Linked DNA regions of Homo sapiens: region 1 is linked to region 2. Evidence: chromatin loops called from intact Hi-C (ENCODE). Cell type or tissue: heart left ventricle. All regions are shown on one strand. Links, peaks and the distances in the headings refer to the core of each region. The heading gives the core; the rest is flanking DNA. Region 1 overlaps HMCN1 (hemicentin 1). Region 2 overlaps HMCN1 (hemicentin 1).

Evidence for each region. A loop is a pair of places that touch in the nucleus more often than their neighbours do. Peaks named below come from ENCODE experiments on the same cell type or tissue, not always from the same donor. Only the 100,000 strongest peaks of a DNase experiment are listed, where the experiment ranks them.
Region 1: it touches region 2 in a loop (5-fold over the local background); 2 of 110 quality-filtered maps call a loop at or near these places.

The regions. Positions count from the first base shown.
Region 1 is chr1:186,095,209-186,107,644 of GRCh38, reverse strand. HMCN1 (hemicentin 1) reads right to left here. Exons shown (of 107, transcript NM_031935.3): 68 at 12,124-12,402; 69 at 3,977-4,173; 70 at 680-761. Among named protein-coding and RNA genes, the nearest start is that of PRG4, 190 kb to the left of the region's middle. In heart left ventricle, for the core only: no CTCF peak of the experiment used is centred there; no DNase peak of the experiment used is centred there; H3K27ac peaks cover 1,485 bases.
Region 2 is chr1:185,896,727-185,909,957 of GRCh38, reverse strand. It overlaps HMCN1 (hemicentin 1), which reads right to left. Exons shown (of 107, transcript NM_031935.3): 5 at 450-621. Among named protein-coding and RNA genes, the nearest start is that of HMCN1, 170 kb to the right of the region's middle. In heart left ventricle, for the core only: no CTCF peak of the experiment used is centred there; no DNase peak of the experiment used is centred there.

The DNA of each region.
Region 1 (12,436 bases), core at 4,115-6,614, 200 kb before region 2:
ACCTCCAAAAATATGGAGTAAAATGGGATACTATACAGTCACTAAAAATGTTTTTAAAATGTATTTCTTGACATGAAAATGTTCACCAAACCATTGAGATAAAAGCAAGTTAAATTCTATAGGTACACTATATAAACATGCATTTTCTATCATCATATTTTTGTGACAAAACATTTATATGCAAAAAAGTCTTTGTGTGATGAGATTCTGGATTTTTAAATTTTCTTCATCATAGTTTATATTCTATTATTTTAAACCAATGAATACAAATTATTAATGCAGAAACTAATCAAATAACTCAAAAACAATCCATGAACTGCCCCCCAACAGCGTTTGATTAGTCAAATATAAGAATCAGATTTGCACCCTGTCTCAACCAAAAATACAAAAAATTAGCCGGGCGTGGTGGCAGGCACCTGTAGTCCCAGCTACTCAGGAGGCTGAGGCAGGAGAATGGCGTGAACCCAGGAGGCGGAGCTTGCAGTGAGCCGAGATAGTGCCACTGCACTCCAGCCTGGGCGACAAAGCGAGACTCCGTCTCAAAAAAAAAAAGATTCAGATTTGCAAAATATATATTCCCTAACTTATAAACATATCCTGTGATGTGCTGTGGTGTTGTCCCAGGGTTTTCTAATTAGGTGTGTGTATGATAGACTGTAGGATATTTTGTCAAATTTACCATGCACTCTCACTAGATATTCCTTATCATCATCTCCTGCAGGACTGGATGCCAGACATGTATATCTTCCTGTATCCTCCACCTACAAAACCCAAATAATGAATTACATAATGTTAACATGTTAGCTTTTGTTATTAAAATAAATATCCACTAGAATGAATGTAAATAACCCCACACCAAAAGCAAGATAATTAAAGCCAACTGTTTAACACTACGATTAGCACTCTGATAGAAAGCATTGTTTGGTATCTACATTATATGCAAACCTATGTTTTAACAGGATTTTGGTATCGATTTAAGAATGTTTGTACGTTAAGTATATTTAATGATATCTAAAAAGGCAGATATATATAGGACCTAGAACCATATGTGATAGGCTATATCCTCAATGTTCATTGAAGAAACAAATATTCATGGGTTTAAATTGCAGACTGAAAAGTTAAAACGAAGCCTTTCTCAAGAAAATAAGATGTTAAATAAGTAAACAGATAAACAAAATATCTGGTTATTAAAATCAAACACATAATATCTCATCTTGACTCTACATTTTATATACATGGTGAAACAAAACAGTTATGTTATGTAATATGAGAAATAGGGTCAGACTGACAGCAGGATCTATAATTATCTAACTAAAACCAAAATCATTACTTTAAAAATCACCAAGCATGGTTTCCATGGAAAGTTAATGTTCATTCATATGTTTGAGATTGTGTAGACACAACCCATGATCGTGTACATGTAGAGGGTACTCTGGAAAACAGATGCTCTTACTACTGCGAAAAATGTATTTTGGAAAAACAGAAAAATCCTGTTCTCATTTATTTTACTACTTGAACATTCCCAGAATATTGGCATTTTAAAAACTCTTACATTCAAACTGACTTTAGAGGTTATGGAAACACTTTTTGGTAGGCTGCAAAAACTCCTTTCAAAAACATTGAGACTAGAATGTTTGGAAAAATACTTAAATATAATTTTAGAAGAACAACACTTACATCGTTATTCAATTAAGAATTTTAAAATGATGTGCCATTTCCTAAGAATAATTTCTGAATTTCTCATCATATCTTTAAAATCTCTAAAACTAACTCTTCTCTCCCAACTCTGTTCATTCACAATTGATATCATCCCCCTCACTTGTCTGGACTCAGCCAAACTTGAACCATCATTCAGGACTATTCTTAAATGTTCCCTTTTCCACAAAATATTTCCTGACAACTTCTGCCCTTCTGGCTACCCACAGACATCACCTGTAGTTAGTTTCTAAAGTCTTGTTTTACTAATAGAATGTTAGAAAAATTATAGTTAAGCATGTATCTTTAGAGGAAGATTTTGCAGAGGTGGACATGCATTATGGCTCACAAAGAAAAGGAGGGTACAGTATATAAAGTTTTCCAAATCTATTAGTCATAGAGTGGTCCCCTCCCCTCTTGGGATAAATTACAGAACTAGTGTTTGATAAAAGATGTTTTAGGAAACTCTTGTCTATACCACACAATTCGCAATTTGCAAAGCATCCACATCCATAATGTACCAGGCATAAGTAGATGTTGCAGATAAATACACGAAAAAACAAAGTTGAGATAAGCAAAATATAATGCAGTAAGAGTTACTACAGAAGTATATACAAATTGCTATGAAAACATAAAGGAGCAGAGTAACCAAAATCAGTCTGGGGGCTTAATGATATTTAATTTTCCACTTCCATATTGTTTTTAATGTTTCTATTATTGACTCATATCTAATTGTATCTTATGTATACAGTCATTTTTCTCCCCTAGACATCTAGAAACTTCTTGAAGGCTGACACATGTCACATATCTTAGGTCTTATGGATTCTCCACAATAGCTAGAACACATGGTAAATCTGGCCATCATTTAACACTCTATGACACCTTCATCTTGTTTTCTTATAACTCGACTTTTTGTTCTTGCCTTTAAGACCTACAGTAATGGCCTTAACTTCCCTTTCAAGCTTTATTTGTCATTTTTTTTATATTCATGATTCTATTCCACATACTTTTCTGTCTCCATGCTATTCCTAATGTCACAAATTCTTTTGCCTACTTTTTGTTTGTTGAAATTATATCATTCAAGAGTTTTGATTCAATACATGGTTTTAGTTTAACCTGACTCTAAGTTACTGTAATGTTTGAAATGGAGAGAAAAAAGGGGAATGGAAGGTATGCACTCGAAGATGCTAGAAATGCACTGTGCTGAGATGCACTGGCTAGGCTTCTGAATCAGACTAAGGATTGAGGCCTAGCTCCATCACTGAGCAGCAATGAGTACTTGGCAGATAAGTACTTAATCTCTCTGCACCTGATTTTGGATTTGTGGGATAGACACATTGCCTCACAGAGTTGCCATGAGGGGAATGGGTGGGATAGATAGCACAGAGATGAACACAACAGGACATAGTAGAGAGTTTATAACTCTTAGCTCTTTTCTTCCAGTTCCCTTTCTTCCATTCTCAGTGAAAAATGCAACAAAATATGATCAAATAATTTGTTATTCTACATTCAGAGGAATGATGATTATGGTAACAACAGCAACAGCAGGAACAATCCTAAGTCTTTTTTTGAAAGCATTTACTACATGCCTGTGGCACCAGTCTAAGCACATCATGTTGGATTATTTCTTTAAATCCCTCAGTGTATGAATGAGGCATGATTATTACTTTTATCCCCAGTTTATAAATGATGGCATTAGGGCTCAGATGGAGAATAATTGTAACATAAGGTTTGCCTTTACTAGTAGAATAGAAGATTGCTACAATAAGACATCCCAGACATACTTCTCTTTTAATATATTCACATTTCAGATCAGTTTTCTTAAACATAAACTAAACCAAGTCAATTTTATTAAACTGATCATTATTTGAAAAATTGTGTCTCTTCAGACTTCCATATCGGCTAGTTCATTTTGGAGATCAAAAGTGCTCTTTGAAACCTTATATATATGCATGTTGGATTGCTTTTTGCCAGTTCCATTAAGGGGTACATAGTATAAATTAAGAACTTTGGGAAATATACTAACACTTATAGCACTGTGAAAACTTGCAAAAGTTAATGGAAAGGTATCTTGCTTTCTTCGGAGTTTAATATGATACTGCTTTGTCTTCCTTTTAATCAAGTTACCCAATCATGCATATCATAGGACTAATCCATCCTGCTCCAGTTACACAGATCTGTGATATATAAGGATTCAAAGACATAATTTAACAAATCTCATATATTAGCAAGTGAGAAGTTTGACCTAACCTAAAATAATTCTATGAACTTTGACACTTACCTGAGCAGTAGAAATTCGAAGAACCTCTCCTCCTCCTAGAGTTTGCACTTGATCCGTCTGTGGAAGGGGCCGGCCATCTTTCATCCAGGTCATTTTAGGGGCTGGGATTCCAGAAGCAATGCAGGTAAGTTCAAGTGGGTTATTAACAATTACTGATATCTCTTCATGTTCTTCAGATCCATTAATGTGAGGTGGTTCTATTTAAAGGGAATCAAAAATAATAATAAACCCACAGTTTCATAAAATATTGCTCGTTAGAAAAACTTGAAAATCCAACACAAATTCACATTCACATGATAAAAATTGATTAGAACAAGGAAAGTGAAATAATTCCTAGATGTCATTACCATTTCTCATTGACACACTTTCAAAAGGGATGGATCATGCCTATGAGAGATAATGAAGTAAATGGCAATTCATTACCATGCAATTATTGAACAACAGTTCAAACTCAGTTAATTAGAACAGTCTCACTTGACTGAAAGATTTGAAAACAATAAAAACCAAACGCAGCTTGTACCACTTTTTTTTTTAGAGGGACTTAGCATATTATTATGTTTTTGTATCTTTAAATACCAATAGTTTCTACAAAAACAATGCGTGAATACTGTGGAATTTTGCTATCATCTTTTCCATGCAGAACTTTGAGAGGAAACAATGACTAAGCAGAAGAAAAAATAGTTACATTTGGAGATAATTTCTGTATAAAACACATTTGTTATGTCTGGATGGGAGTAACTTCCTCTTTTGTTACTTATACTTCTAAAATTACCTTTCTCAAGAGAAGGTCAAACAATCTAAACACTGGGAAGAAACATTTAAGGTTCTTTAGTCTAACTACTCCCAACTTTGGTAATTCCTTTAAAACACATTCCCCTTATGATGACCATTTGCGTTTTCTATGACACTTTCATAGTTCAAGTTTCCAGCTTACTATTTGACAAGGCAGCCAAAATAGCTGTTGGACAGCGCCAGGGGTTAGCAGGTTTGTTTTTCTTTCTTTTTTCTTTAATAAGGCACATAGTTTAGAACAGTGACTCATAGCAGAAGATCTGGAGTCTGAGTTTTAATGCTGGTGTCAACAATTATTAGTTTCATGGATTTGAGCAAATCTCTAAAATGGGGATACCAACATTATTTACCTAATAGGATCAGTGTGTGGCGTCAGTGAGATACATTATACACTTTTTTGTGTGTTTCTGTATCTATTTTACAATTAAAGGTTTTAAAAAACTTATTACTACTACAGTGTTTACTGCAACTGTTGGTATTATTAAAATCTGCTTCCTAAAATTTCTACCATCTGTTAGTCTCTGTTTTCCTTCTGGAGAAAGATAATATACTAAGTCAGTTCTCCTTCTTAGATTATAATGAAGTCAGCATTTCTACACCACTGTCCCACATGACCTCTTTTTACTTCTATCTATCTTACATATTGCTGTCAAAATACATTTTCTGAAGTGCAGTTTAATATTAATCTAAGATTTTCTGCTTAAAAGATTTTAATGGCTCCATGTTGCTTACTGGATTAAATAAAAACTCATCATGGTTTCCAAGACTTCCACAATATGGTCTAGATCTATCTTTGTCATTATTTAATTTTAACATACTTATATGTAACCTAGACTTCAAATCTCTCAACAAGCTTCGTCCTTTCTTGCTCCTCATAGTCCCGCAACTGAGAATGCCCAAGTACCATCACGGTTACATTGTCCTCAAGTTCATTTGTGAAAACTATAAATCATTTATTGATTCTCTGAACTAATTATAAAATGTCTATGCTTTTTCATTTTCGTATCAAGTTGTTTGTACTACTCAAAACACTTATCTAATTCCTGGTTTGCCATAGTCAATTATTTACTCCTCTTACTTCTCGGTTATTTAGTATATGTCAATCATCATGAATACAAAGATTAATAAGGCATGCTCACTGCCCCCACCCCAAAGTTTATAATCACTGGATTTAAAATAGTAGCAGCAGTAACAGTATTAACATGCTCTTGTGTAGTTCAAACCCCAGACTGTCCAGATCTTACCTGTGTTAAGTGATTGTGAACTATTTTACTCTGTGTTTTGTCCATATGTCTTGTACTTCGGGCAGAGTAAGAGTTGTCTATACTCCAATAACTCCAGAATTTATATTTCCAGCCTAGACTCTCTTCTGAGCTCCAGATTCATAAATGCAATTATCAAATAAACATCTCCATTTGGATGTTTGAAAATCACTTAAAACTCAACATGTATTCAGACTGAACCTATTGCCTTATTTCTCAAAACTTGTTTTTTTCCAGTATTTTCTGCATCTAAGTGATGAATTTACCAATTAGTCACATAAGCCAGAAACTAAGAGTCATGCTTGATACCTTCTTCATCACTCCCTTGTGTCCCAGTCTACAACCAAGTCCTAATACTTCCACTGTACTTATTTCCAGAATACACCTTTTTCTCTCATCTCCCTCACTCTAATTTGAGCTACAATACCATTTACTTAATGTTTTTTTTTTCTTCCTAGTTGTAGGTGCCTACCCAAAATTACTGATTTCTTTCTGATTAACAGACTCAAATTTTGTTGGGATTGTCAATGTGCTAAACAAATTACATTTCCTAGCCTCTTTAGCAGAGAGTAGATGGAGTGGATGGAGTGGTATATGACAATTCTGACCAATGAGATGTAGGTGGATGTGGTTTTGTGGGGCTTGTAAGAAAGTCTTAATTCTTTTCTAAAGGGGCAACACTTTGCCCTTCCTAGTTTCCTGCTCTATTGTTGCATCTAGAACAGCATCTAGTTATGCTAGGGGTGAGCAGATACTGCATTGATCACCAAACAACCATGTTGTAAAGGTTCAAAAGAACTGAAAATATTTGAACTGCTGAACCAATCCAACAACTGCCTACCTCCAGCCATCCCAGTGAGAAAAACAGAAGTACTGTGTTTAACCCACCATATTTCAACTCTGTAATTCACAGCCAAACACAATTCCTTATACTGGTCTCTCGGAATCCATTCTTGTCCTGGTCCAAGTAGCCTTGCATTTTATAGCCAGAGTGCTCTTCTCAAACTGTAGTTCTATTTGTTATTCCGTTTTTAGAACTTTGAATGATTTCTCATTGTTACAGGATAAAAAGCAGACTTCTTAATGTGGTCAAAAAAGTGCTCTATGACCTGGCCCTATGAAAACCCCCTATTTTGTAATATGCTGTCCCTTGTTTTCAGTGGTCTAGCCACACTGGACTTTTCAGAACCACTATACCATGATACCTCCCACCACATGGATAGAATTAAATAAAGAATATTTCCCCAAGTTAAGATGTTTGCATTCTGAGTGGTAGCACTGCTTCAAGTGAAGAACTTTTCAGAGTTTAATGGAATTAATTTTCAACATATGCTGAAATGCTAAAACTTCTCATCTTTCTTCTAAGCCAGTTTTCAAATCTGTTTTGAGAAATTATTATTCTTATAAACTCTTCAACTTTATTAAAGGCAGGCTGTTCTTTAAGAATTCCACTAAGAATATCATTGTTGTTTTTCTCCTTCATTTTCTTCATCCAGAAATGCACCAGTCTGTGATTCTGCTCCTGAGTTCTTTCTCCCCGCTCTCCCCCTCCCCCTGCCACATGCTAGACCAGGCCCCTGCATTTACAGGCTGTATGAATACAGCAGCCTCTTCAATTCATTTTTCACTCTGTCACTCTGTCAGAGGGATTTTTTGGAAACGAAATCTGGCTGTAAAATATTTCTCCTTAAGATTCTTCCATTGCCTTGGTAATGAGGTCCAAACTTCCTCAAAGTTCTCAGAGCTTTGCATAGTTTGGCATCTGCCCATATATAGTTCTTGTCTTGTCTCTTGCTACTCTTCCTCTTACACTCAGTTTCAGGGAGTGCAAATTGACAATTCAAATTGTATTACCTCCAGGTGAGAAATGTATATAAAATTCCCCACTCATCTCTACAGTCCTACTCTTCAGGGCTCAGATTTATGCTTGAGGAGATCGAATCTGAAATCTACCATCCCACAGAATGTTGTTTTATCCATATAATCCTCATTACACTGAAAAGTAATTACTTCTTTAGTATCTGTGTCTTCCACAGATGGAGGAAGTTGAGGGCTGAGATCATATCTTTCTTAGTGATGCATTTGCATGTTTGCCACACCACACATGTTCATAATTATAGTTAAATGATGGCTAGAAACATACCTGTCATATAACGTATATTCAATAATTAATACTTGATATGTGAATAATGAATGTACAGGATCACATTATGTCATCTCCTCTTACTCCTCATGTTCTGTGAATTGATGTACAGGAATTTGCTACCCAACCCCACCCTGCACCTCCCAGACACACAGTTTTTCTTTTTTCTCTCATTGACACATAATTATTATGCATCTTTAGGGAGTACAATGTGATGTTTCCATACATGTATACATTGTGTAATTATCAAATCAGGGTAATTAGCATTTCCATCACTTCAAACATTTATCAGTTCTTTGTGGTGAAAGCATTGAAATTCCTCTCTACTAGCTACTCTGAGATATACAATAGTATATTATTAACTATAGTCACCCTACTGTGCAATAGAACACCAGAACTCATTCTTCCTTTCTAATTGTAACTTTGTACCCACTGACCTACTCCCCCTGTCTCCCTTGTCTTTGGTAACCACTGTCCTATTCACTACTTCTATGAGATCAACTTTTTAAAATTTCACATGAATGAAATCATGTGGTATTTTCTTTCTGTGCCTGGCTAATTTCACATAGTTTAATGTTCTCCAGGTTCATCCATGTTGTCATAAATGACAGAATTTCATTCTTTTTTATGGCTGAATAGTACTGCATTGTGTATATCTACTACATTGTCTTTATTCATTCATCCATTGTTGAACATTTAGATTGATTATATATCTTGTCTGTTGGGAATAGTGCTGTGATAAACATGGATTTATTTGACATACTGATTTCATTTCCTTTGGATATATATCCAGTAGTGGGATTTCTGAACCATATGGTAGTTCTATTCTTAATTTTTTTAGGAACCTCTGTTTTCATAATGGCTATATTAACTTACAATCCCACCAACAGTGTGCAAGTGTCCCCTTTTCTCCACATCCTTGCCGACTCTTGTTATCTCTTATCTTTTTGGTCATACCCATCCTCACTAGAGTGAGGTGATATCTCATTTTGGTTTTGATTTGCCTTTGTTTGATGATTAGTAATGTTGAGGCTTTTTTCATATACCTCTTGGCCATTTACATGTCATCTTTTGAGAAATGTCTGTTAAGGTTTTTGTCCATTTTAAAATTGTGCTCTTTGTTTTTTTGCTATTAAGTTCTTTACATATATCGGATATTAACCCCTTAGAGGTATAGTTTGAAATATTTTCTCCCATTCTGTAGGTTGTCTCTTCACTTTGTTGAATGTTTCCTTAGCTGTGCAGAAGCTTTTTGTTTGATATAATACCATTTGTCTATTTTTGCTTTTGTTGCCCATGCTTTTGAGTTCTTATCCAGAAAAATCCTTGCCTAGTCCAATATCATGAAGTGTTTCCTCTGTGTTTTCATCTAGTAGTTTCGTAGTTTGGGATCTTACATTTAACTCTTTAATCCATTTTGAGTTGATTTTTGTATACAGTGAAAGATAGAGGTCTAGTTTCATATTTCTGCATGTGGACATCCCAATTTTCCCAGCACCATTTATTGAAGAGACTATCCTTTCCCCAGTATGTGTTCTTGGGACCTTTGTCAAAAATCAGGTGGCTGTAGATGCATGAATTTATTTCTGAGCTCCTTATTCTGTTCAATTGGTCTATGTGTCTGTTTTTATGCCAATAGCATGCTGTTTTGATTAATACAGCTTTGTAGTATTTTTAAGTCAGGTAGTCTGCTGCCTTCAGCTTTGTTCTTTTTACTCAAGATTGCTTTGGTTATTTGGAGTCTTTTGTGGTTCCATACAAATTTTAGATTTTTTTTTTCTAATTCAGTGAAGAATGCCAATGGTATTTTCATAGAAATTGCATTGAATCTGATTGTTTTGGGAGTATAGCCATTTTAATAGTATTAATTCTTCCAATCCATAAACATGAAATATCTTTCCATTTATTTGTTTCCTTTCCATTTCTTTCACTGATGTTTAAATTTATTCTTACATATCTTTTTTTTTTTTGATAGCTATTGTACCTCAGTCTCTGCAGAGGATTGGTTCCAGACCCTCTGTGAATACCAAAATCTGCAGATGCTCAAGCCCGGCAGTAGGCCTTGAGAAACCCATGGATACACAGTTGGCCCTCGGTATCTGCAGATTCCACATCCAATGAATATTATATTTTTGATATGCAGTTGTTTGAATCCACAGATGTGGAACCGATGGATATGCAGGGCTGACAGTAAATGGGATTATTTTCTTGATTTCTTTTTCAGACAATTTGCTGTTGGCAAATAGAAACGCTACTGATTTTTGTACGGTGATTTTTAAGTCACAACTTTACTGAATTTGTTTATCATTTCTGAGAGTTTTCTGGTGGAGTCTTTAGAGGTTTTCTATATATTAGATTATGCTGTCTGCAAACAGAACATTTGACTTCCTCCTTTCGAATTTGGATGTCTTTTATTTTTTTGCCTGTTGCTCTAGCTAGGACTTCAATACTATGTCTAATAGAAGTAGAGAAAGTGGGCATCCTTATCTTCTGCTAGACCTTGTAGGAAAGGCTTTCAACTTTTTCCTGTTTAGTGTGATGTTAGCTGTGGATTTATCATAAATAGTCTTTATTGTGTTGAGGTATGTATCTTCTATCCCTAATTTGTTGAGGGTTTTTCTCATGAAGGAATGTTGAATTTCATCAAATGCTTTTTTCGCATCTATTGAAATGATCATATGATTTTTGTCCTATCTGTTAACGTGATGTATCACATTTATTGATTGTGTATGTTAAAACATCCTTGCATCCCTGGAATGCAACCCACTTGATCAGAGTGAATGATCTTTTCAATATACTGTCGAATTTGGTTTGCTAGTATTTTGTTGAGCATTTTTGCAACTATGTTGATAAGGGATATTGGGTTGTAGTTTTCTTTTGCCCCTAAATATCCTGGAGAACTTCCTTTACTACCGGCCTCCATTCTATGGAAGTCACATCTACTCCAGAGAACCATACTTCATTTATTTAGATATGGTTCTGCTTCCCTCTACAGAAGAAACTCCCTTTAATCCACCTGGAAAGTAACTAGTTCGGTTCAGTTTAATCCAACAAATAACACATTAATAGTCTCTAGTGTATTAAATGTCATGCTAAGCACTGGGAATGCAGAAGTAAGTAAGAAGACATCTGCCCTCATAAAGCTTAACTAGGGATGAAGCAGAATTTTAGGGTTACATGAATAAATTTTAATAGTTGCTCTGAGAAGGATTATAACACACGCTGAAACATATGCTAACTTCTACCTAACCAAGACTCTTGCCAAAAGTATTTTTGCTCTTCTCTATAGGGTGTATTTTCTGCTATGTAAGGAGCATGGAGTCTCACTTACTTCACAGTGAGAAAAACAAGCAAAATGCCAAAAGCTCTTGGTTATTGAAATACTTCGTTTCATTATCTTACTTTCTCTTCCAAGGTTAGCATTTTTTACTTCAAGGAAAAGAAGTGTTTTCTCTTTAAACTGTTGCATTTAGAACACTGGAATACATATTTTAAGTATTTACTTTAAATGCACACAAGAATAAATAGAACTAGACTATTTGAAATGATTATTCCAGCTATAAGGTACAGACTGGATCATTTAAAGACAGGGATAACATATCATAGTATACCTATTATGCTTTTTCATCAAATTTCTATAATCGGATGTGTTTTCAATTCTTGGCAAAAGTTTAAAAAGCTGCTTCTCAATTGGTTATAAGGTTTTATCAATGAGTAATGTTTTACAAGCTGGAGTTTTCATCTTTTCAGAGAGATAAAAAATACAATTTAAATTCAACATGCTTCAGATGAGAGTAAGCCAAGGTGAATTATAAAAAAAATTAAAATGCAATAAAAATTTTTTAAAAAATTCTCTCACAGCAACTGATTCTCAGAATTATACTTATTTACTAAACATTCACTATCACTTACTTTCCAATTATTCTACATTTACCACAATGTTTACATACCTAGGACCTTGAGGATAAAGTGCTTGCTGACTTCTCCAGCTTCATTTGAGGCAATGCAGGTGTACTTTCCCGAATCTTCAGTCTCTGCTTTGAGGAGCTGCAGGACCATTCCATGGGTGCTGACTGTCAGATGGGCATCAAGCCCCAGAGGCTGGCCATCTCTAAGCCAGGCCATACTGGGAGCTGGGGTTCCATCAGTAATGCATGCCATAGAGGTGGAACTACCTTTGAGAACTGTGATTTCCTCTGTCCCCATTGAATTGTCCATATTTGGTGGTGCTACATAGAAAACAACATGGGCAAAATTTGGATG
Region 2 (13,231 bases), core at 5,906-8,405:
GGTTTTTAACAAATATCTTCTGTAAAATTAAAATTTATCAAGAAAATGATAGAGTGGAAAATTAGTTATTTTAAGAGTTACTTGGTGTGAGCCATTTAAAAATAATGTAAAATACTGAATTTGACAGAGTAAGTTACTGTAAAATATCTCCTCATATAAAGTTTCAGGTTTTATTTAAATATTTTTATTTTGGATCATTTAAATATAATTAGTATACTACATCTGACCTCTTTAAATACGAGAAGTTTTAACTTTTTGCATCTCATGTTAATTCAACAATAGTTAGCACTTTCAAAATGTTACATTTTTTAAACACCTTCCTTAGCCACTTCTGAATTTATTGAATTTATTCATGAAGTTGGCATTAACTTGACAAAAACAAGTGTGTGAAAAGTATTTTACCCTCTATGTATTTTGTATTTTATTATGTGATGTTTGATATATCTCACCTAAAGGATTGCGAATTTCAATCATTGGAGAAGGCCCACTCAAAGACACAGTGACCTCTTTCAGGCTGGGATCAAAAGGAATTCTCCAAGTATTTACAGCCTGTTCCAAATGATCTGTGGATAAAAGGTGAACTTTGGAGGCCTGTACTGCTTCTTCTACCCATTTTAATACCTATAAGAGAGAAAGAGAAGTGTAAGTGATATCAGAAAACATTCGCAGTTTTATATCATTGCTGTTTCAGGTCCTTTGGGTGATCAAATGACTCCGGCACATCCTGGACTGGTGTGAAATTTATTTCGGTCATTACTGAAGATAGGACTCTTTCTAATTCTGGTTAGTGTACATTCAAAACAAAATGCTGGTTTAACCCATGTTCAAATTTCAAGTTTTCTATCTTGAATAATACATTTAAAATGAGACTATAGTGTACAAAACCAGTGAGGGGAGACATGCAGAGATATTATTGACAGTTCGCTGTCTCAAGAGATAAGAACTTATTTAAAAACATAATAGTGCTAACATGTGCAATCCCTTCTTCTTCCATTCTTTCTTTCCAGATTTTATTCTTCCAGATGCAATTTGTAAAAGAAACCCACTTAGCAAATTATCAAATCCAATTTCAGTAAATGGGGCATATTAATTATTGTATTATACTATATTATAATTATATATAGTATATTATAATATATTACAGCATACTAATTATAGAAAAATAATTGCAATGTCACTAAAAGAGTCATTTTTATAATAAAGTGAATAAGTAACAATATAATGGGAAAAGCATTGCATTAAAGAGAATAGAAAAATATTTCAGGTTAGAATTTAATACCAAGTAGTGTATTCTTGAAAAATAGTCTTTAAAAATCATAAAGAAATTGGGTTTTAAAAAGGTGTTAATGCCTCATTGTGAACAAGAAAAACTTTGAATCCATAGAAAGTTTCTGCACTAACAAAGATAATTTCCCTTTAGACAAATGGTGCATGTCTGGGCAGGTACTCCTTGGATGATCTTATAATTTTAGTCATGATAACCTTTGATCACCTCATCTTTCTCTGGTTTACGTATCTTTTAAGACTGCATATCACCATGAAAATTTTCTTTTGTAATGAGGCATAAGACACTGAACAGAGCTGGATATTAAGCTATAGTCAAGCTATTAATGATAAACAAAAACATTTTTTGAAATTTAGGTGTAAGTGGTCACATTTCAAGTAACCAAGCAATAAATACTGTGCAACATTTTTATTTTCTGTGAAAAGTATCCCTTTTTTTTTTCTGTTTCTTTCCCCCTAAGGATAAGGGAAGCATCTAAGACTTATTATCACATAACAATATGAAACAATCACATTTATCATAAAATAAATGTTTTTGTTCAAGATGGTTTTCCAGGTACTAAGTAATGATGACCACACTTTCAGTCATTAGGACTCAGATTTACTGAATGTTTTTGCATTTCTTATTTTTTTTTCATAAAAATTCCTGTCCTTGCTCCAGTATCAAAAACCATATCTCCTACTTCTTTGTGCATCCAAAACAAAGTGTTTTGCTCTACACATAATAAAGGTGGGTATATACTAATGTCAATGAAATTGGTCATAATGGTAATAATACTGATGTTCTTAATAAATAAAAGAAATTCATAATACAAGAAATGCTGTTGAAAAAATGTATGTAAAATGCCCTCACAGTACTTCCACATGGTAATGCCATCACAGTATTTTCACAGTCCACATACTTACACGATCTTAGTTTTCTCCCTCCCCAGCTAAATTCCCTTCTCTTCCCCTAGTTGTTTCAGCCATTGCTGAAGTGTTTCAGCAATGGCTTCACAGGCAAAGTAAAGTAATCTGACTATGAAAGACAGAAATGTTTTCTGTAAATAAAAAAAGAGGCAAATTCAAACCAGACAGAAGAGAGAATCTGAGCAAGAACACTGAGACAGAGACCGAAGTACTCCAAATATGTTGAGAACATGAGTGACTACATCTGGCTGCAGTGAAGTGCTCAGATAAAAAAGAAGAAGATGAGGCTGGAAGCCTGTGTCAGGACCAGACAATGGATGGTCATAAAGTCAGGCTATGACATTTGGATTTCATCCTAGAGATCCCAATGAAAATGACTAAAGGGCTTCAAGCAGAGGAGTGACACACTGAAATGATGTTTTACAAAGAAAAATTTGTAGTGTCATCACGGATGAATTGAGCAAAAAAACAAAATTTAATACAACTAATTGCCCCATAAATCAAATGATGTATTTCCTCAAAATTTAACCTTACAAAGCACATGGAATTTTACATATGAAATAAAACATATTTGTTTAAAGAAGCAGATGCCATTTTTGAAAAATGGGTTCTTAATGATCTATCATGCTTGAAGAGAAGGATATGGATCACTCGGCTTATCAAATCCGTCCATATGACTACAGACCAGACTGACTGTAACTAACATTGACCATATATAGAACACATACTTTAATAATCAGAGTGTTGACATTTTTATGTCAACATAAAACATGGCTGTAAGGGTCTGCCTAACTAAAAAAAAAAAAAAAAAAATAGAAAGGATTGTTGTTGGGCCTCAGAAAGCATTTTATAAATTTAACTGATAATAAATAATTTTGAGGATAATGCCTGATATGGAGACTGAAGAGGGCAAAGGAGAGAAAGTAAACAAATGGACAGAATATCTGTTTTAAGGACAACACACATAATCTGGTCATAAATGATTCTCAATAGAAAAGAAGAAAAAAAAACATTAGAAAACAAGTACCAGCAAGAATTGTGAGATGTTTCAAGTTTAATAATGAAATGAAATGGCATTAATAAAGATGGAAGTCATTTTTTACATACATCCTTCATTAAATTTATAGTCTATGTCTGGGTGGCTCTACAAATATATCTTTCCTTCAAACCCAATGCAGAGAGGTTATGATATATTGTTGGAAAGCTATCTTGTTGTCTGTTAGTTACACATGGAAGTCTCCAAGTCTTGAGTATTCATAGGAAAATGGAAGTCTTCCTAATTTGGTTGCATTTTTGTGAAGCAAGTGTGTTCAAATGGTACAGAATATAAGTGGGCTTTGGTTTACTCTTAATACTGCTTCCAATTCACCAACATTTATGAGGCTTTCACAAAGGGATTACCATGTATCATAATATTACTTGTTGGGAAAGACATAGTGCAGACTTCTGTCAAGAATCTCAAATCACTTTTTTTATCCACTTATAAGAAAAATCAAATTGAAAACAGATGCAACTCGTTGTATTAGAAAATACAGATACTACCAATATGTGAATAAAAGTAGATCACTGCAAGCTACAGAATGTACCATAAGTGCAGTTTCTGGCTTCTCAGGGTGCCAGATACAAGAAAATTAAAAATCTGTAATTGTCTAACTATAAGAAAAGTTCTCATGAGATTAGAAATGATCTTCTATTATAAAGAAAAAAGAATAAAACTAGAATAATGTGAGAGCCTACAAATTATGCATTTTTATCAACACAAAAGCTTTTTAAATCCCTAGATAACTGTTTATATAGTACATTAAATGTTTTAATATAAAAATGGTTCTCTGACAATTTGTAACAGTTTATATCTACAAAGGGCCTCTGAGACCATCTAATCCATCTCCTTAATTTGATAGATGAGGAAACTGATATTTGAGAGTTCTCGTACCTTTAAAACTCTAACAAGTTGGATTCTGGCTCAATAGTTATATTTTTACATAATTCCCTTGTATAGTCTCATAAAGATTTTGCAGCCCATGCTATAACCAATGCTTAAAAATAGTCCATATATCTACTCAACTCTAAAATAAGATACAACTATAGTTTTAAAGCACAAAACCATCACACATTATTATGAATGATAAGACATTAGGAATAGAAGTGAAGTCAATTTTTACATACATATTCGTGAACAGAACTTGAAGAATAGCTTTGTTTGGAAGAGCATTTCTTATGTAATGCATTACATCCAAATGAATTTCCCCAGGACATCCTTTGTCTTCCTGGCAAGAAAGGGGAAGTATGGTGAGGTGTTCAATACAGTTTGCAATTATGCCTTTATTAGTATTTTTGTGGTTGCTGTTGTTATTTTTTATCCGACTTTCCTTCTAAATTGTAAGTTCTATGAGGGCAGACACCATAGCTGATTTGTTCACTACTATCGTCCCTGAACCTAATATAGTACATGAAATATAGAAGATTCCTGATTAAATATGTGTGGGAGGGAGAGATAAAAGAAGAAAGAAAAGGACAAGAGAGAGAGAAAATGGGAGGGAGGGAAGAATTTTATATCAGGTCTTTCCCTGGAGTTAAATGTGTGCTAAAAGGCAGTATTTTGTCCATGTGCAATTGTGACACAGTCCTTTCTCAGCACTGAATTTTCTGCATTGAAGCTGAATAGAGTTCAAACTTGTATGCATGGTTTTAAATGTTAGCATCACATTGTATTTAATTTTTATTTTATTTAGTTGGTTAGCTTAGGATTTTTAAATGCAAAGGAAAATTTCACAGAATTAAGCCAGTTTTTAAGAAATGCAAAAATGCATGCATTTTTCTCAGTCACACTGGATAGAGATTTTTCAAGCTCAGTGATGGTAGAAAGTTGATTAGGTGTAAATGCATCCATCTGGTAAGTGAAGCCTGATCTAGAAAAAAAATTGTGTAAAATTGACACTAACACCTGCAAGCATACAGTAGTGCTTATTAGATGATGGATACTTCTTAAAGTCTTATATTGATCTTCACAACTGCCATTTGCATAGGTACATAGCTACAATTATTTCCATTTTACAGATGAATAAAAATGAGTGATACATGCCAAAGTTCATAAGATATACAGCTAATAAGAAGGCAGCATTTGCCTGTTGATCCCATAATCTTGTCTTTCACTTTCTATTTTCTGAGTTAGCATTAGGAAAAAAATGACAATTTTCAAGAGTGAATCTGAAATAATATCTAGTGAAAAACAAAAATTTAATGCAGGTGTTTTTAAAATGAAATGCATGCCAAACATAATGAATAGATTAGCTGTATATTTTTATCACTATTTTGGCACCAAATTGTTAAGAGTTACACTATATAAAAATATTAAAGCCTTTAAATCTATATGGTATTTGATATGAAAAAGATTTGCCACATTTCCAAAACAATCATTTTGTAGTAAACCCTATGTTATAGCAATGGCAGGCTTTACAAACCTCCAACCTGGCTAAGAGAGATTCCCCTCTGGATAACCAGAAGAGCCTATCTCTCTGGGTTCAAATTCATTCCTATCCTGCAGTATAGCATAGAGCCTATGCTTCCAATTTTGCTTAGAAGTCACTAAGCATTTATTGAGCACCCAGGTGGGAATATGATGGAGGAACTCAGAGATTTGAATCTGTCGTTCATTTGAAAGATTCAGGTCACTGATCTAATGGAATTTAAAGCCATGAATCCCCTTGCAGACCCTGTCCACAAGAACTTAGACAAAGGAAGATATACATCATCCCGTGAAAATAAACTTAAACATCAATATATAATGGCTCAGAAAAGAGCCTGGGAGCAAGTCTCCCCTTGTCCTGATGCTGGCAAATTTCAGATGATGATTTGCTCTTTGTACGTGTGCCTATAGAGAGGAAATGTATTATTTGTGCCAACACAAGTGTTCTAGACTTGCAAGCAATTCGATTTCTCATGGTAGATGAATGAGCTGGCATTCAGATTTTATACAGCACTCCTCTAAGTTTGGTTAGTTCAAGTCTATTCCTGAGGATGGATCCACTCAGACAGAGGCTGACAAATCCAGTGTCATGGTTGGCAGATTTAGCTAATCCACCAAGAAATATCACCACTTGAGACTTTTGAGAGGGTCTTCCCCTGATAATACCCATTTATATTACTCTTTGGGTGTTGTGTACCTATTTAATTTAGAAAATTCTACAGTGAGTTTTAACAATAGTAAGTGCTCATAAACAAGTGTGGCTGGTGATGTGTTGTATAGCCATAAATGCTCATGCTAAAGGTAGGCAAAATAAGAAATAATTTACAGGATTTAAAAAAAAAACAGACTTTCTGCTGGAACTAAAATTTTACTCAGTTTATATAGAGGATAAACTATTCTCTGGAGGAGCTTAGAAATTGGAATGGCTTAGAAAATTTGGGCTCAGTGGGGACTCTAGAGGGGATTAGTGAAAAGAGGAACTCTCAATTTCAACTCAATGAGCACCCAATACTCATGTAAAACTTCCACACCTTCTACATGATCAAAGTTTTATAATACACAACAGCCGAAAAAAATAAAAGCACACTTTAGACATTTATGAACAGTGAAATCATTCCTGCTAGTTATTTTAAAGTGTCAAGGTATATTTCATTAATTTATCTTTATAAAATTTTTGTGTCACAATTTCAGTGTGTTACAAATGAGAGAGAAAATTTAGCTTGCCAGAAAAATATGTTTTATTTAAAATAATACAAATACAGAAAATTAACTTTTGTCATTCATGTCTCTCACTGAATCTTTTTTTTGTTTGCTTGGGTTTTTTGCTTGCTTGTTTCACATGTTTTTTTTTTCTTCTTCTACTAAATACCTATTTTAGAATGGCCAAATCTCAGTGAGTTCAATTCTTCCATTGAAACTTTCTAGTTTTAAAAGGAAAAAAGTTATAAAAATACATAGATACATACATTCATATGCATACACACATACATGTAGACATATGTATATACATACATATATGCCAGTTATGGTCTTATCGCTGGCTACCTGGAAAGCAGGAAAAAACTTCAAACCACACTTAGGCTACGAGTAACAAAAACAACCCCTAGTTAGGGAGGCACGTAAGCATTATTGATATTACAGGTTACTAGCCCTGACTCTTTCTCCTCATTCATACCCTTTATTTATTTACCTATCCATATATGCATACACACTCACACATTTAATAAGGTATACAGGTATAGTAGTTACATAAAACACTATTGCACATATATTTGAAATGGTGAATCTGGACTCCATGAATAGCTTCAGGGTCATCTATGAAATCTCTAAAATCATTTGCAAAATTAGATAGATAGATAGATAGATAGATAGATAGATAGATAGATAGATAGAGATAGATAGATAGATAGATAGATAGAGACATAGCACATGGGAGGAAGGGTCATAGTTTGGCCAGATTTTCATAGGGAGATGGGAGGGACAGTTTAGAAAACAACTTTACAGAGGTATCCTCTCTTCCATAAAACAGTCTTTTACATTACTAAACAAAAAAAAAATTTATATAAAAAAAGTATCTGAATATCTTATTTAAAATAGATAAGTTAGAATGTGAAATAATTCACACTGCAAAGGATTCCTCAATTCATAAATGGATATAGGCTCCTTCCAAGTGTTTTTATAGTTATTAAATAAAAAATTAAGAGAAGAAGAAACTATGAGCTAAAGTATTACAGAGTACTAGAATAATTTTTAATTTTTAATGACTAAGAAAAGTAGATGTTCATATGTTCTAATCTGCTCTTCCCACCCCCAACATATACTGGAAGGATGTAAAAATACAAAATTGTCTGGTTTATACTTGACATGTAGAAATCCTATTAGTCCCTTTTAGCATATATAAAGGTTAGAAAAATCCTTCCTAAAAGACCTCAAAATATAGACCTCATTTCAAAGAACAATTTAGTACAGTCTACGATCTGGTTTTTAGGTTTAGGCACTTAATTTCAACTGGGATTAGGTCTATTTTGGGGAGAACTTATTCTTTGGTACAGATACACATGTATTGAACCCAAAAGGCTTTTAATGTCAGTGAGGAAGAATCATTGACTAACCCATTGGCTTCTGGAGGCAAAGTTATGCTGGAAACTAAAGCATAACTGGATCATTGTTTTGATGGCTACCATTTAAACAGCACTTACATGCTAAGCTCCATGCGAAGAACGTTACAAATTTTACCTCATTCAATTTTTTCTGTATTCTATAAATATTAATATTTACTTTTTCAGTAAATTACAGATTTCTAGTAAGTATAAAACTCAAAAAAGGCATAGGACTCTAAATCTTATTCCCTTAACCATTGTAACATTATAACATGTGGTGAATTTCTTTGTATGTCCATCACCCCTCATTTCTACCTTTGAAAGAAACTTCAGTTCCAACTGGCCCAGAAAAAGAAAGAAAAAAGAAGGAAATAAGGAAGGGAAGAAGAAAGAGAGAGAGTTGGGAGAGAAGGAAACAAATACATTTTTAGATTTTGTGCTGCTAAGGGCCTAGGTCGTAATAATTTAAGGGTGATTCAACAGATTTTGAGTATAATTGTGACTATGTAATTAACAAATTGCGTCCTGGCTTAAGGTGCAACCCCCATTTAGAATATAAATCCATTGTCCTGTCATGTGCCTATTGGGTTTAGAAATAATATAGATGAAGTGATTTAGATGCATTAAACATTTAATAGAATTTTCTTTATTAAATTAATTTCCCAATAGAAGTGCTGGTTGAGGCTCCCTCACTTTCAGACAGAAGTTGGATGGGAACTACCAACATTTACCTTCATGACTTAACTGTTCTTATGCTTTCCTGTTGGTTTGCACTCATTTTGATTGACATACTCTTTAGATACTTTAACATATTCAATCAAGTTTTAGGCAAGTTTCATCAATTTCTGGGCCCTTCGGACAATAAAAGGAACCTTTTGTATATCTCTACTCTGATTATGTCTTGATCCTAAAGTGAAGTTCTCAATATCTCATCATATTCTCTGTATTTCCAAATAGCCTCCTAATATACTAATAATCTCTTCAAAAACAAGGAGCTTTAGGAAGTATACATTCAAATGTCATATAATAGAGCATATAATAGTGCATTGGATAGGCAGATAAATTGGAGGATTCCAAAGGTCCAATCATTTCAGATGTTCCATGAGGCATAAATACTAGTGGCAATATATGTTTTAGGCAGTCTAAAAGATGAGCCATCTATGTGGACTAAAATTATTGGGAAATACTTTATAGAGATGGTAAAAATGCAACATTATATGGCTTTTAAAATCTGGCACCACGCACAAAAATCTCACTAACACTAACTCTTTCCAGATCCCCTCTAATCTTTATAAAGGACATTTCGATTTATATGACAACCTGGATTTTACTGGTAACATTAGCAATAATATAGGTGAATATTCAGCAGTTGCCAGATATCTTTAATAAATTACAGCAAAACTTTATAGCTCTCACAACTAAATCATCACTCCAGAGATGGTAGTTGGAAACAACTGTACAAATCTTAGAAATCCTATGGGAAAAGAAAAAAGTAAAGCAAGAATCCAAATTTTGGAAGTAAATGAAAGCAATGGATTAAATCAGAGAAAGTCAGACTCATCAGCATACCAAAAGGTAATCCAGATGCCTGGAAAAGGGAGAGTTTGAAAAGTAAAGAAGAAACAGAGGCAGGAGGACATTTTCAACATGTTGAGGAAGAGAGGAGAAAAAAAGGAAAAGAAAAAAGCATCCAACCCATAGGCTTGTTAGGGTCTTTGAAAAAAATATTGTTTCTATTTATTTTAAATCTAATTATCACAATATATTAACAACTCAAGAATGAGACAGATGTATGGCCTGTAAAGGGGTTTCATATTAAGTCAATGAACATTTAAGTATGGTCTCACCAAATAGTGGGTTCTGTGCTAGATACACAAAGGTGACAAAGTATGTTGCCTGCCTGTAGTAACTTACAGTGCCAAATTAGAACACACATTCATTTGGGATTTGCCATTAGAAACTAGGATAACATCTTCTCTCTGTTTTACCACTGCTAAACAGTGTTGTGAACAGGAGAACTGTTCTGTATCTCCAACTGGAGGGCAACAGAGAGAAGTCTCAGCAAAAGATAACAGAACATAAATGTTCTCCAAAATCCCTTCTATTCAGTGACAGATCTGGGTTGTGAGAGCCTCAAGCTTACATAACTGGGAAGTCCTTAAGAAATACGAAATTATAAAGAGTTACCTCAAGTGAGAAAATAGTTTACATAAATTTCAAATTGTTAAAAGTCGACAAATACTGCAAATTTCACAAAATCTAGAAATTAAGAACAATTTTGTTAACATCTGACAAGAGTCTATGGCATTTTTTTCGCTGCATTTTTGGTTGTATAATCTTTGAATGTCTATTACTATGACAAAAAAATTGTAATATTCTCTACAGAAATAACAGAAAGATAATTTTTATTCTTTTCCAGGAACCTTCAAAACTTTCAACTTCACCCATAGCTATGCTTGTGTTTATAGTACTGATAGAAATTTGGGTCCAAAAAAATAGCGAACATCGCCCCAGTGTCACTGGACACTAAGGAACATGTACTAGAGGAGAAGTTGAGGGAGATAATGGTCTATCATAGCTTAAATATCTTACTTCTGCAAAATTCCCCCTCAATTTGTAACTCTGTAAACACATTTTATTACCCTTTTTAGAGACTTGGAAGGGGTCCACACAAAAGAAGGGCCCTGAAGCTTAAGTTTTATTGCCTTCACTCAATCTCCATTCACCTCCATTCTTTGGATCACACATTGATTGCAACCCATTTACCACACCAATCAAATGGCAATCATCAATGTCTGATTTTTTTTTTTTTTAGCTGTCTGAAGACCAGTCAATGGTGAGTTTCAATATCTTCTTCACTTTTCAGTAGCTGTAGACACAATCACATTTTTAGACTTAACTGTTGAGTAAATGAACAAGGCCCATTTAAAGTAACTGGCATTAGGTTCTACAAAATCTCTAAAATGAACTAAACTAGATATGTATACCTCTCCAGAGCAGGCTCCGTGGACCTTCTTGTCATCAGAATACTTGCTTCTGGGTTCCTTCCTGAGCTGAAATCTAGGATTTGTTGCTTGGATGCAGGATCTACAAAAGCATTCTGTGCTATTAGGACCAGGGTTCATTGAGACCCTGACCATCTACCAAGACACCTATGAGCTAGGACCCATCTCCCTTGATGTAGGTGGTACTTCTATTAAAATCGCTATCTTTCTAGTTAAAAAAAAAGTCTGCTTACAGTTTAATTGGCATTGTTACTTTTGCTGTTAGCAAATTTCCAAGACTTCATTCTTTTTCAGACAATAGACAGGGTTCTGATCTCCTGACTCTGGAAGTAATGGAGTGAACAGTTCAGGACTCTCTCTCAACTTCCTGACTTGCTCCTTCCTGTGGGTAGTGAAGTGACTAACCTTAGTGAATCTATTGCCCCAGATTAACCAGGAGAAGAGTCACTCCCCACAGTGATTTTGTCTCTGTCTCTCATTAGGACCTAATTAACTTTTAGCATCCCAGCCCCATCCAAGTCCTGTTCTCTGTATTACGCCCATAGGTGAAAGCTCCCTCTACAGGGGGAGGTCCACCACTTTCCAGCTTCAGTGCCTATGTCTGAGTGTTGTTGGGTAAATATGAAATAAGGCGTGAAACAGAAGATCCTTTCAAAACTGAAAAAATTCAGTTTTGCTATTAATACTATTATAATCCTTATTGAAAAAATTCTGCTTATTTCCTCCATTTTATAGGATCAACTGGAAAAATGGGTGGAGTGGATAGGTAATTAGTTTCCTGCAATCTTTAACATGCATAACAAGGAAAAGTAAATGCAAACATTCAGTCTAGAGGGGAGCAGATGAGTTAAATATCACAAGAGGGGACCTTATCTCTTAAAAGCTAGCTAACAATAGGAGAGAGAACATCCTTTGGGATCAAGAGTGGCTAAACTATTTTAGGGGTTTATGGTCTAGTGGGGAAGACATATAAATACATAACAGAAAATGTATGTCAGGTGTAAAGGCAAAGAAGATGGTCAAATCTGGTTTATCTGGAAAGGTGACCAGGCATACTTGAGATTGAAAATTGAAGGATGAGCAGGATGCAAACGGATGAGCAGAGGGAGAACATCTGGGACAGAAGAAATAACATGTTCGAAGGCAATATAATAAGCCATATCAGAAAAGATACTAAAGTGTGTCATAGCTGGTGTGTGTGTACAGTGGTAAGTGATGAGGGTAGGGAGAACTTGCAAGTATGTGGCAGTCCTCACATGCTGTGCTGGATGGCAGATCTTACCCTGAAGATCTATGGAAGTCACTGAAGGAGTTCAGAAACAGGATGTTACATCAAGTTTGTATTTAAGAAGGATTCTACTGGAAGAATGTGGTGGAGGGATTGGGAGGGAAAGGCTGGAAGCAGAATGATCAGTAATGTGGCAGCTAGAACAGGCAAAAAATAAATAAATGATCAATAATGTGGCAGTTAGAATAGGTGTAAAATAAAGAAAAGTAGTAAAGAAACAATGACAGTGGAAATGAAGAAGAGAAAATAGATTCCAAAGATAGCTTAGATTCAGTGTTCCCTAGGTAGCAATTTAAACCAAGACAGAAAAAGAAGAAAAAGTCTAGAATGACTCAGCTTCCTAGCTTGAGAAGCAAAAGGAATGATGATGCCATTTAACTATGACCAGAATTACAAAAGGAAAGTTGGTTCAAGAGGCATCACCTTAAAAAATCAATACTTTGCCAATTAAAGGAAAAGAGAAAATTAAAACAGCATCAAGGTATATTTGAAATTTACTTCAGCCAAAATGTTATAACTGATTATGGATGATCATATTTTTTAAAAACTATTGAGAAGAAAACTCTTAAGTTATAGTATACCTACAAATCAAATAGCAGGTACACTCGTTCATTTTGTATTCCTTCACAACAGAGGTTTGCAAAACTATTCTATTCATGACTATTAGACCCATGTATAT